Regions from separate parts of the Mus musculus genome. Here region 2 is linked to region 1. Evidence: chromatin contacts called from ENCODE Hi-C or POLR2A ChIA-PET data. All regions are on one chromosome and are shown on one strand. Each heading gives the region's core, a stretch centred on a gene start or an enhancer-like site at or near the end of the contact. The rest is flanking DNA. Distances are from core to core; before and after follow the strand shown. Region 1 overlaps Naa60 (N(alpha)-acetyltransferase 60, NatF catalytic subunit). Region 2 holds the start of Nlrc3 (NLR family, CARD domain containing 3).

What was found. A loop is a pair of places that touch in the nucleus more often than their neighbours do. ChIA-PET counts read pairs that join two places held with the same protein, here RNA polymerase II (POLR2A).
Region 2: a map of regulatory T cell shows a loop between it and region 1 (2.0-fold over the local background). The contact joins the promoter of Nlrc3 here to the enhancer-like site in region 1. A Hi-C loop is called at or near these places in 1 of 37 maps with a recorded cell type or tissue (regulatory T cell). POLR2A ChIA-PET finds 5 or more read pairs at or near these places in 1 of 5 experiments (embryonic stem cell).

Annotation. Positions count from the first base shown.
Region 1 is chr16:3,891,095-3,897,790 of GRCm38, reverse strand. Naa60 (N(alpha)-acetyltransferase 60, NatF catalytic subunit) reads right to left here. Exons shown (of 7, transcript NM_029090.3): 2 at 3,307-3,422; 3 at 411-540. The coding sequence starts at 3,416. Gm41410 (predicted gene, 41410) reads left to right here. Exons shown (of 4, transcript NR_153801.1): 3 at 478-562; 4 at 2,377-2,612. Among named protein-coding and RNA genes, the nearest start is that of Naa60, 9.8 kb to the right of the region's middle. Within about 2 kb of position 2,161, at least 1 of the 3 ENCODE cell types and tissues checked has a DNase peak (open chromatin) inside an H3K27ac peak, as active enhancers do.
Region 2 is chr16:3,973,818-3,980,344 of GRCm38, reverse strand. It overlaps Nlrc3 (NLR family, CARD domain containing 3), which reads left to right and starts at 3,713. Exons shown (of 18, transcript NM_001081280.2): 1 at 3,713-4,016. The coding sequence starts at 3,968. Slx4 (SLX4 structure-specific endonuclease subunit homolog (S. cerevisiae)) reads left to right here. Exons shown (of 15, transcript NM_177472.5): 15 at 173-1,240. The coding sequence ends at 524.

The sequences.
Region 1 (6,696 bases), core at 912-3,411:
CAAATCACAGGCATCTGCGTGTCACACAGCAATGGGTCAGATTCCCAACGTGTCATTTCTGCTTGTTCTTACTTCAAAATGCTCACCTTATTAGGTCCACTAGTGGACTTATTCATTATATTATTCCATGAACAAAAATACAGGCTGGAGAAAGAGTTCAGCAGTTAAGAGCATTCTCTTGCAGACATGAGTTTAATAGTGGCATCTTACAACCACTTACAATTCTAGCTCCAGGGGGATCCTCTTTGGTTTTTGTAAGTATATACCCCCACATACAGACATATTTGACTTGCTACTCTGACCCCTCTGGTCACAAGCTGCTGAGAACAGAGGCCAGCGCTGGCAATGTGACCCCATTGAAACATCCCTTTCAGCCATCACAAGGCCAAGCTTTTGGAGCACAGACTTACCTCTTTATGGATTTTGGTCCTATTCTTTATTTCAGCTACTATCATTCCCACAATGGCACCTCTGTAGGTTGCAGCAAGGGAGAAGAACTTCTTGTTGGATGTGATATCACGATACCATGAGTCTGGGTACCTGAGGGAGAGAGCATACTCAGGTGAGTCAGAGGGACCCAGGCTACCTGGCCTATCACTTACAGTCTCAAAGAAGCTACCTGCCCATGTGGGAATTTTTTATGTAAAAGATGTGTGAAAGGGTGGAACCCTCCAACGAAATCGTCTCCACAGAATAGTTCCTGGAGGGATAGCACACGGCAGCCTGCTCCTCAGTATGAGCTGAGACCTTAGAGCCCTTAGTGACCTGTGAATACTTAGGTGGTCTGTGAGGAATTCTATGAGGGCTGGTAAAATGGTTCAGCAGGTACAGGTGTTTGCAGCCAAGCTTCAAAACTTGAGTTCAATACCCAGGACCTGTATGGTGGTTGGAGAGAAATGACTACTGAAAATGGTCCTCTTTGAGTCTTTCTGGCCCTGAAGACTAGGCAAGGTGATTCAAGGAAGAGCCAAAGTTCATGGGTATGTAGACTAGGGTTTACAATTCCTTACTAGACATGGGTGGGGACACGACACATGACTAAGTGATAGAGAGGCTGACAGCCAGGCACCTGAGAGGTGTACAGGCCTCTAACTCAATGTAGATCTATACAACCTTAAGCCATCCCTCAGCAGGGCCTTGTTTCTGTGCTTGCTGCACTCTTAGGATTACTTTTTAGTAGTGGGTTTGCTAACTTTTTTTTTAAAAAAAAGAAATACACACACACACACAGACACACACACACAGAGACACACACACACAGTAGCTGTCTTCAGACACTCCAGAAGAGGGCTGTGAGCCACCATGTGGTTGCTGGGAATTGAACTCAGGACCTCTGGAAGAGCAGTCGGTGCTCTTAACCACTGAACTCTCTCTCCAGCCCAGGATTGCTAACTTGGATAGTTTGTTTCATCTTATAAAACATAATAAGCACTGTTAGCCCACATTCCTAAGAAGTTGGCAGTTTATATTTCAACACGGATGCAGAGTGGGGAGTGCCCCTACTTCTCTGCCGGCATGGAGCAACAGATGTGAGATGAGTACTCAGGAAATACCGACGACTTAAATACAGCACCTTGCTTAGCCTTGAGGCTTTAAAGTTCATGTCTATTTCCTCACAAACAAAACAAAAAACCCCAAACCTGTTTTTTCATTATCATAAAATAATCTAAAAATAAGGCAAGGAAAAACGGAGGAGCCCACAGGTACTAATAATTCACTCCAATAAAACTGCTGACAGTAATTATTTGGTAGTATTTTGGGGAGGTAATAAATGATCCCCACCCAAAGTGAAGGTCTACGGGTAAATCTCTCAGACCTCCTACCTCTTATTTCTCATTCTCACTTGTAACCTAGAATTCTTCTACTCCAGTATGGACCACAGAAACCAGAAGAATTCCTTTCCTCTAAAGCCATCCTGATTTTCTGCATAGGTAGCCATGAAAAACTTCTCTGTCCAGTCTTGTCTGACAATAGATCTATTACCACTCACTGTTAATCTTGAGGGTCAGGTTGATTAGACTAGGAAGTACAGTACATTTCTGGGTGTGTCTGTGAAGACATTGACAGTTTCACAATCTGCATTGGGAACTGCAGGCTCGCCGGAAGTGTAGAATCAGGAAAGGTGGGGCTTGGCTGGAGGAAGTGGTTCACTGAGGGAGTGCCCTTAGGGGAAACAGCTTGCTTGTAGCCTTCTCGGTTACTACTCCCCTTGACTTCCTGTCCACTGGACTGTGAGCTGCCGTCTCAAACCCTCTCTGCCACAATGTCCTGAAACCTCTGAAACAACGTGGAAAATAACCCTGATCATTCTTAAGTTGTTTCCCTCAGGTATTTTAGCCATAGCAATGACAAGACTAACACAATCCTCTCCTCCAGAAGAGTCCTATCCAGTGCCAGAAGAGGAACTGCTGCAGAGGCAACGAGGAGTCTACGCAGATGGGCCTCACTGTGTCTTCCACCTTCACTCCATTAGAAGAAGAGAATACGCTTTGTTTGTCTGACTATCTCTACACCACAGCCCATGCTTTGATGAACGGAATTCACCATGGGTATTTCCATCCTCAATCTGAAGGCCCAGGTCAAATAAATCTGTTATTCTCTTCTCCTGCTAACCCTGGCTTTTATTAAAGCGTATCAGCCACGGTTCTCACGAAGGGCACGGTCCTTCCCCTTCTTGTACAGTATATAGAGGGTTTTATCCTCTAGATATTTTATCCTTTTTTATATTTTTAAACGAAAGCAGAATCTGGAATGCACTGCTCTCTAGTCAGCTTTCACTGCATATTGGGTAAATGAAAGAGGAAGGAAAGGGAGGAACCTTCTGTCAGTAAATATGCTTCTTTAACAGATTTTTGTTCTTGGATAACTAACAACCCTTTTTAAAGACAGGCTCTCTCTCGCACAACCCAAGCTGGCTTCAGAGCTCAGGCTGGCCTTGAACCCCTGACCTTTTCCTGCTTCCACTTCCTGAATTCTGTATTTCAGACATATGCCGCCTTAGTAGCAGCACTGCATTTTTATATGTACATATCCTAACACAGCTAACCAACTTCTTACACTGGAGTTGCTCCTCAGTTTCCTGATTACAAGCAGCCGTAGACATCTTTGTAAGTAAAATTTCCCATAGACCCTCTTAAGGAAGGTGAGCAGCAGACACAGAGACCTGAGGGTCACTGCCTAGTTGGTCAACTTTACATAGCAACTTGGGACCATTATGGTCCTGCCAGACCCAGTCTTGCCTCTTCCAGACTCAGGAATTACAGATCTGTGCATGCAGCCACTGGAAATACAGAGCCCAACACTCACTCAATGGGAAACCAGTCGCCACACAGGTGCTTCACAGTGTCTATGTCATCGTGGCAGAGGAGGCGCAGGCTGACCTCGCTGAGGGCGCTGGAAGGCACCACCTCTGTCATTCACACCTGTGGGGAGAGGAAACAGCATCACCTGAAGGCCTGCTTACCTGTTCCTCTACACCAACCCAGGAGCTGAGTGACGAGAGACGGCTAGTGGCTTCCCAGCACAGAGATCTTCTTGTGGTTGCCCTCACTGCAGATGGAGAGGAGCTGACTGCCTCTGGTCCATGTCTCTCTCCTCTCCACTGGAGCAGCACCCCACTCTTTAGCTTTCCCCCAGGAGTGACCACAGCTCTTGCCTGGCTGGTCTTTTATCTAACTGCTGTTCCTTCACTTGCAGGAGGCAAAGTGATTCAAAGAAAGACCTGGACTCAGCAGCCTGGTGGGTGGAAGCCAGTAAATGGTCAGATACTCGTGGCAAATAGCACTGGCAGAGGGCAGGTCACATACTGCTTCTCCTCCCTGCCTAGCAAGAGAAAAACTCTGTGACACTGAAAATAACCAGATGCTAACGACTGTGCGGGGAAGGGAGGGCTGAGGCTCACATCCATTGGCCTCATGCCTAGGCAAACACACTACCTACCACCAAGCTATGCTCCCAGCCACTTTAGTTTGAGACAGGGTCTCCCTAATTTGTTCAGGCTGGTCTGGAACTCACTCTTGTAGGTCAGGTCTGGGAAGTCAAGTGCTGAGCTCTACCAAAAGGGCAAACCGCCATTCTTTTTCTCTAAGTTGGAAGCAGGTAATTCAAAGGAAAAGGACTTTACATCTATCCTAGCTTTTTGGGAGGAACTGTGCTGTCAACCTCCCATGGCCAAGGTGAAGGATTTTTTTTACAGGGCCACCACTAGGTAAAAGTAAAAATGTTGACAGACTCAGTGTCATCACTGTGGAATCTCAAGAGGAAATCTCCAAGTCCAAAAAGACTCCTCAAAGAGTAAGAGACCAGCAGGAGAGGGCTGCTGTGGGGCAGGTGAAAGGCATGGACACAAAGTACTTAGCCTGTACAAACAAGGAGACCCATACCATCAAGCCAATTTCTCCAGTGTCTGTACCTCCAGTGGGATATGGCCCAAACTTTTGGGGGTTCTTACAAAAATTGCTAGGCCTGGACCTAACCATAGCCTTTAGACCCAACTTTCTGGTTGCAGAGGGTCCTAAACATACAGCAATAAGGGAAGTGACATCTGACAGATAGACATGTAACCTTTTACATCTGGGCTCTCCAAATGAGAGAAAAAAGACAAACAAACAAAATGAAGAGAGGCAAGGAGATCCTAAGGCCAAATGTAGTGCCTAAACCTATATCATGAAAAAAATAAATGGAAAAAAATTAGTGAAACTAAACCACAGGCTGGCTAGTATACGGAAGTTATTATGAAACAGCTGTTAATTTCCTTAGAGAAGGCAGAGGCCCCACAGGTCAAGGAGATACATGCTGGAACATTTTGGAGTGAGCTATCCTGGTGTGTACTGTAAATGGGGAAGGTTTGTTTTGTTTGAAGTGTAGTGGAGTTACAGCAACCCTAGCTAATACAGCATCCCTGGGCCTCAGGGCAGCGGCTTCTCAGCCTTAGCTTCTCAGCCATGACTGCCAAGAGTCACGGGAAGCATCTACAAGGTCAGCTTCACATCCTTCTCCTGGCCTAGGCAAGCTCCTCTCAGACAGGCTGAAAACACAATGTGTGGCATCCCTTCTCTTCAAGAGTACCTCACTCTACCAACACCTGTGTGAGGCATCCCATACATCTGCCTCTCTATTCCTCCAGCGTCCCTTTCCTACTCTGGGTCTAAGTTCTACCTTGCTTGTAAGAGTACTATCCGCTGCGTCCTTCCTCCTCAGACTCCACACTGCTCCCTGCAATACTTTCTCATCTCTCTTCTGTCTATAGTAGAGGCAGGTATTATCATAAGCCTTCCCTCAATCAAAGTATGAGCAAGATTATCAAAAGCTTCCCCATGTGCAAGGTAGGAATCACAAGCCCAAAGGCTCTTGAGAATGTGAGATTTCACAGACACAAAGTTTATTGTTTTGAAAAGCCAATAAAGATGAATTCTAAGCTCCTTCCTTTAGGAGACGGAGAAAAGGAAACACACTAGTGACTGATACAGGACACTGTCTAGTACATCAGCAAACTGGACTCAGGGCCTGAAGTGTGTGTGCGCGTGTGCATGTGCATGCACATGTGTGTGAGTGCGTGCACGTGCGTGTGGTGAAGGCAGCAGCAAATACTATTCACAGCTTGTTTGTTCAAATGAGCAGCTGCCTGTGGGTGAGAAGCCATCTTCATGGCTGCCTGTCTGCTTCCAAAACTTCAGAGTAGGAAAATGAATAATTTGCAGAGTGACAAGAAACAAACACCCACCTCTCTGTTTCCAAACAGCATTCCTCTGAAACACGAAGTCTCTGTGCTTTGAAGGGAGCCCATAACATATATATTGAGCATATATGATTTGAGACACATTTACACACACCCCACACACACCCACGCACGCACGCATGCACGCACGGACGAGCGGATGATATTTGCAATCAAAAAGTGGTTATGGAGGAGGGACTGAAGAAGGGTTTAAGAAAACCATATAGGATGGAGGAGGAGAATATGGCTGAGTCAGCAGAATTCTTGCCTATCCAGTACAAAGCCTGGGTACAATCTTTAGTGGTGTACACTAACTATAATCAAGGCATTCAGGTGTTCAAAGCATTCTTGGCTACGGGGTGAGTTTGAGACCAGCATGAAATATATGAGAATGTTTCAAAAACATCATACACACATATGGAAGTCAGACAGGGTCATGCACATCATGAGCCCAGGACTTGAGAGGCTCAGGCAGGATAATAATGAGTTTGAAACCAGAAGTGATACATAGCCAGACCTACCTCAATATATCAAATAGTATAAACCAGCCTTCCACGACACCAACTTCATATAGATCTAGCTTAGTAAGCTGTATATTTGGCCACATATTCATCTCAGGTAAAACCAGTGTCAGATGGTGAAGTCCCAAGTCCAGACCTAATCTTTTATCTCTAAATCAAAAATTCTCTCCATTTCATACTAAAAACCTATTTAATCATTAATTTCTCAAATTTGTGTGGCAAAGTCAGGCTTTGTTCAGGAGGCTGGAGCAGAGGTCAGAGGAGGGCAGCACACTGTGGTGCCATTTCTATACACTAAACAAGCTTCTAGAGAATACAGAGATGGAGCCCTACAGTCCTGTCACTGAAGCTCTTCGGACAAGTCTCCTGTCTTAGTTGGTTTTCTATTGCTGTAATCAGACTTTATGACTAGAAGTGATCTGGAGGAGAAAAGGCTTATTTGGCTGATACTCTGTTTCA
Region 2 (6,527 bases), core at 2,464-4,963, 81 kb before region 1:
TACTGGCCTGGCCAGGGAACCAGGAACCACAGAGACCTTAGAATACCATCAAAGAGTCCTGTCACATGTCAGGCTCAACAGAACCATGAAAACAGTCGTTCCCTCCGAGGGTTCCTGGTCTTGGGGGCTGTAGAAAAGGGTGTCACACACACAACACCCTTGTTCTTTTCAGCTCCTCTGCTGAGTTTGGAGCTGCGTTTGAGTATTCAGATGAAGACAAGGATGAGGAGGTCGGGGTCACTGCATCACAGGCCGCAATCCAGGCCGCAGACACAGAGGAGGCAGTGAGGCGCTATATCCGCTCTAAGCCTGCCCTGCACAGGCAGGTCCTGAGGTACCAGCCTGTGGAGCTGGCCGAGCTGCAGGCTGAGCTGAAACAGAATGGCATCCCTGTGGCCATGGGCAAGCTGTCGGACATCCTGGACGCTCAGTGCATCACCTTCACCACTGCTGCAGCCCGAAAGGAGAAACTCAAACACAAGAGACGGCAGCCCTCAGGCCGAAAGAAAAAGGATCAGAAATGACAGGCCTCCACCCAGTAGACCTGCCAGAGGACCTGGGCACCTAGCATAAGTCAGGCCTCTGCAGTATGTCGTAGGATATGGGCCTATGTCTGTGTAAAGGACAAGAACTCGAGCGTACTTTCCTGCACTCCAGCTCCGTTGTCCCCTTTGGACTCAGAGCACACCCTTCCCCCCTCAGTCAGTGCCAGTTTTCCCCCTTTGGCCCAACCAGGGTCCCCATCCTGTGTGTTCCTGAAAGGCAGTGGGCCACACCAGCGACCAGAGCAAGACCTGAGCCTTCTTCACTTGCCTCTCTGTGTCCAGCACACCCAAGCACAGCTGCCCTATATTCTGGGACAGGCAACTGGGTCCAGCCTTCTCAGCATTGAAACCAGCCCAGCCGCCATGGCAGACCAGACACCGACGGGCGGCCTGCACCCTGTGCTTGCCCAGATACTTGCCACTGTCACCAGCATCCTACAAGTAGGGCCCAGCACAGCTATGAAGACCCCCAAAGTAAGCATGTTTGTGGGCTCCACCCATTTGTGTTAAGCCTCCTTGACCCAGTGTGGACTCTGGGACCAGAAAAAAACAGAAGTTTGGGTTTTCACAGCCTGTGAGTGTCCTTGTGTGTTTTAAATACAGTGAAGTTGTTTTATATAATGTGCAATAAAAACAAAGAAGACTTTATTTAAAAATAAATAAATAAATAAACTAGACACTCCTCTCTGAGAAAACCACCGGGAACACACAGTGAGCTTGGGCCCCCTGCTCTGCTGCCTACAACACCTTTGCGCGTGTTCTTTTCTTGGGGTGCCAGGACTGCTTACTGTCCACTGACCAACGGTTCCTCGAGAACATTGTCTCTGTGTTCATCACACTAATGGGGTCCTCACGGGCACTAACTGCTGCTGCTGCTGCTGCTCAGGGAAGCAGGCCAGGGACAGTCTCAGTCAACTGGAGTGTCACAAGTACCAGGCTGGGCCTGTTGGGCCTGCTGAGTCAGCTTGCCTTGTTAACACCGACCTAGATCTGTTTCCAGGCTATGTGGAAAGAAAGGTCAGCCAGCCATTCTTTTAGGAGCTAGAGTGCAGTTTGATGATAGAGCACCTGCCTCGTATACCTAAGGCTCTGGGTTAAGTTTCTAGCACTATAATAAGAAAGCTACGACATCAAGAACAGATTCCTGGGAAAGAGTTATGAGGTGATCTCAGAGGCCAGCAGTGCTTAGGGAGGTGAGAACACAGCTTGGTGTTTGTGGAATGTGTCCTGGTTGTGGTCAACCAGAAAGAAACCATTCCTGCGTTTGATGGCCAGGCAGGCAATTGGAAGCCAAGTGCCATGGGTAGTCCAGTGATAGATTTCTGAACCCCTGAACCTATGTATCCAGCATCATTCACTTACTTTAAAACAGCCAGTTGCTGCCTCTGGAGGAGGTAGGTTAAAGTGAACGTAGGCAATGAAGGCGTGGCCATCAGCCAGAGCAGCGGCCAGCAAGCAGGGACCTTCCCACAAAACACCCTGGCTCCAGCATCACAGCACTGGGCCAGCTGATTGAAATCAAGGTGCATGGCTGCCTCATCCTTCGGTGATGCTGAAGCTACATGGGCACTGGGACTACTCATTGATTAAAGTGAGGAGGAGTCCTCTTCCAGAAACCACACTGCCTTCATATGGTTAGCACAAGAAGTACTTAGCCCCAACACAGAATGTGTGCTGGACACAAGTACATCATACATATCACCAGATGTGGTCTGGGTGGACAGGGAGGTCTGGGTAATATGAACAGACCTCTAGCCTGTTCACTTCTGTGGTCCAGCCCTTGCCATGGGCTAGGCTTGTCTGTGTTGAACCACAGCCTAGCTTGGATAAACAACTACTAGCTCAGGTAAGGAAACCATAGGAAAAGGCCCCTGACTGCAGGCTGGAAGCCTTACACTCCCCAAGTTAAGAAGAACTGAGCCTACTAACTGCCTTGCTGTTTGCTCTCAGGTAACAAAGTCTCAGAGTGAAGAAGACCCTGGAGAAATGTGTATATTTGGGCATGTGTGTATGCATGTGCGTGCACACACACACACATCAGAATAGCCCATGTATGGGGCTGGTGGCCATTACTGGGAGGAGAGGAAGGAGCTAGCACTAGGATGTTCCCCAAGATCCTCAGGAAGAAGGCTGTTTCCTCTCCTGCTAGATCTCTGGAGGAGGCAGGCTGAGCCTCTTGGGCCTCGTGTGACTGGCCCACAAAGCACCTTTGCTGCACCCCTTGGCCAGGACTATAGCTCTCTGCTTCCCCTGCTTAGAGCCTCCTCAGGCTTCCCATGGTCTGCCACGGTGTCCACAAGTTCCCAGCCTGCTCCTCTGTGCTCAGTAGGGAAAGAGATGGGTGGCAGACGTTCCAAAACAGCATTTCTAACCTAGCACCAAAGTCCTACCTCTCCATGGGAAACAAAGGTCTGCCACATGCCTCCTGCACCCCTGCATGCAGGCTGCTCTCAACATCGGAACTCAACAGATGCCTGAGAACTCTGTGTGCTTGCTGAAGAGCCCAAGGCCCCTTGGTCACTTGGCTACCACGTCTCCTAAGTCAGTCAGAGCTGTCACAGTAAATGGCTTCCTTCCCCCCTCCCTACTCCCCCATCAGTAGAAGACATTCTAAATGGTCCATTTATTGCAAGCTTTTTTTTTTCTCTTTTGATCGCTCTCAGCCACGTCCTTGTCCTTATCCTTTCTTCTGCATCTGAGCAGGACACCTACCTTCCTGCTGTGAATAGCTGTGTGCTGCATTCCAGGGTCCACTGACTCACAGGGATAGGGCTAGGTCAGAAGCACCTCTAGGGTGAAAGACGTGCTTTAATAAGAGGAAGGTCACTGGGTATCAAAGCCTGGAGGCATGCAGGCATTCCGGCCCCACTGACTATCTCTCAGCAGTGTGACCTAAACCCAGGTGCTGACCTCCTCCCTGCCCCCTGCTTCCCCACCCCCCACCTTCTGACAGTCTGTTGGAGGATGGAGAATGAATGTCAACAATTTTGGCACTGTACCCATCCCGAGCACATGCTGTGAGGATGCTCAGTCCCAGAATGGAGATCCAACATAACTTCCCTACTCTGGGGGATGTGACAGAACCAAAGAGGTGAGCCTGGGGCCAAGCAGCTCACTGATTTGTCAGCGAGGCTGTTAGCTTTTAAAACTAGACAGGAAGGAAGGTTGAGGTGGAGGACAGGAAGAGCTGAGGGGCTGCAGTGACAGTGGGTGGGCTCCTGGGGACTACAGGATGTGGTAGGTCTGTCACTCCCAGCCCTGGCGTGATCAGTGTGATAAACTCCCCTGATCTCTTCAGAGAAGGTTTCCTCAGCTCTGGACAGACCAAGGTCTCAGCCTCAGCTGACCTGCCACTGACTACCCAAGGCATTCAGCCATAAACATGGCCTCCCGCTCACTGGAGCAGAGCTGTGCCCAGGAGCATGCAGGCGGAGCCCTTTAGCACCCTGGAGCAGCCACCATGGCAGGAAGGTAAGTAGCACCCAGAGCACATCGGTGCAAGGGAGGACTCAGGAAAAGCTGCTAGGGAGGGTAGAGGCTCTGAAGGCCTGAGGGCACGAGGAGGCTACGGAGTGCTGAGCCCTGGGTGTTGGAGCTGCTGGGTCTGGATGCGTCAGTGTCTGGTAGACTCACTTGTGCCCAGGGTGATGATCCACAAGTTCTAGGGGAGAAGACCCAGCTCTGTGTTCTTGGTGATGGCATGGGCGGAGCAGGATGCATTGCAGGTTGCAAGTAAGCAGCACCACGATTGGAACCCGGTTCCTCCAAGGCTGTGATCCCAAGCAGGTGACCCTCTTCTTGTGTTCATTTGCCACCTGTAAGTGGAGTCACAACTCCAGCACCTACCCCAAAGGTCAAGGGGCGTGCTACATACAACTCCCAGCTTTCCCATAATACCCCTCCCCCAGGGCCACTCCTAGCCACACCCTGGCGTTAGTTAAAACTTGTCATTCTGAGACTGCTAACCAAGGGAGGCCTCTGTAAGAGGTGTGGCTGCAAAGCCTAGTGAATGTTAAACACAGGGAGTGTTAGCTATGGTGTCCACCCATGGACAGGCTTCTAGGCCCTGGGGCTCCTCCCGGCTCCCCTCCTTATCACAGGCTCACTTTGGCCATCCCGCAACGGTTGTATCTACTTTGCTGCTGGGAGGGCTAGATCTACCTGCTTGCTGGTACTCCAGGTCAATGCTGTGGTGTATCCTTAGGGCAGAAGTTACTTCTTTCAGGATGCTGATCTCAGAAACCAGATAGTTGCTATGGTTGCTAAGTCAGGCCTGGGGAGGGAGATGAGGGTAAAGAGTAGGTCATACAAAAAAACCCAAGGTACTATGTGTGTGGCCAGAGATATGAACAGTGCCGCCTCCCCCTGCCCCCCCCTTCCCCGTCCCCACCCTAGCTAAGCTAGGTGGGGCAAGGCCGGCATTTGGAAGGGACTCACCTGGCTCAGGCCGGGTCTGTGGCCCTGGCAGAGAAGCATGGCACAGAATAGGCTCCACCAGACATAATGCTTTGCCAGAGTCAAGAAGCACTGATCTAAGTCCTTTGAAAACATGGTTGCCTCATCCTCTTGTTTACAACAACCTTATTGTTTAGCAGTAATAAGATTATCTGGTGGGCATCCAATTACAGAAGGCAATAGCTAGCCTTGTTCCATGCCCTGACAATATCCTACTAGAAAGCATCCTGACCTTTGCCATGGACAGGCTGACAGTGATCTACTTCAGTTGGTCCAACTACATTTGTATTTCTGCACAGTTGCCAACTTCAAAAGTCAAGATGTACCTTACAGGTAGTGTTTAATCAATGTGTAGAAACTGGCACCCAGAGGTCTCTTGTGCTGCCTCTCAGGCAGAAGCAACCCCAAAAGTGACTATTTGACATCTCTTGTTTCAGATTGGTTTGTCCAGATTTTAAGTTCCCTGGAAATGGAATCCCAAAGCATATTCTTTAGTGGCCAACTGTGCAGGCATCCGTGTGATAGGCTGGGCCAACTGTGCGGGCATCTGCGTGATAGGCTGGGCCAACTGTGCGGGCATCCGCGTGATAGGCTGGGCCAACTGTGCGGGCATCTGTGTGATAGGTTGGGCCAACTGTGCGGGCATCTGCGTGATAGGTTGGGCCAACTGTGCAGGCATCTGCGTGATAGACTGGGCCAACTGTGCGGGCATCCGTGTGATAAGCTAGGCCAACTGTGCAGGCATCCGTGTGATAGGCTGGGCCAACTGTGCGGGCATCTGCGTGATAGGCTGGGCCAACTGTGCGGGCATCTGCGTGATAGGCTGGGCCAACTGTGCGGGCATCCGTGTGATAGGCTAGGCCAGTGGTTTGTGCCCTTTTCATGTTTCCCATGCTACTGTTGATGGGTATTGGTTGATTTTACTACTTTGGCTAATTCTGAGTAAAGCTGTCAAGAACATTCTAGAATCTGTGTCTTGGTGGAAATACATGCTTATGATCCTAGATCTATCGTTTTCATCTCCTTCAGTGATGTTTTTAGTGTAGAGGTTGCAAACTTTTTGCTAAGTTCATTCCCAGTATTTGATTTTTTTAATGATATCAGTTTTGATTTGGTTGTCGTTAGCACGTGGACTGTTTATGAGCACTAACCCTGGGTCCAGAACCCTACCAAACTAAGTCATCAGTTTTAATCATTTGTTTATATACAATTTTGAATTTTCTGTGTCTAACTATAGCTGTGAATGTCTTATTTTTTATCATTGTGATACTTTCTTCTGTGTCTCCAAGTGTCTGTATCTCAGGTTTTAGTTGTTTATTACTGTTGTTGTTGTTATTATTAATTAGTGTGTGTGTACACACATGCACATGTGTTTCACTGCATGCATGTGGAGATCAGAGGACAATTTCAGGAATCAGTTCTCTCCTATAATCTAGGACCAGCACTCTGGTTGTCATATTTGTGCAGCAAGCACTCTAAGCTACTTTGCCAGCCCCATCCTAATTTTTAAAAAACTAAACCATCAAA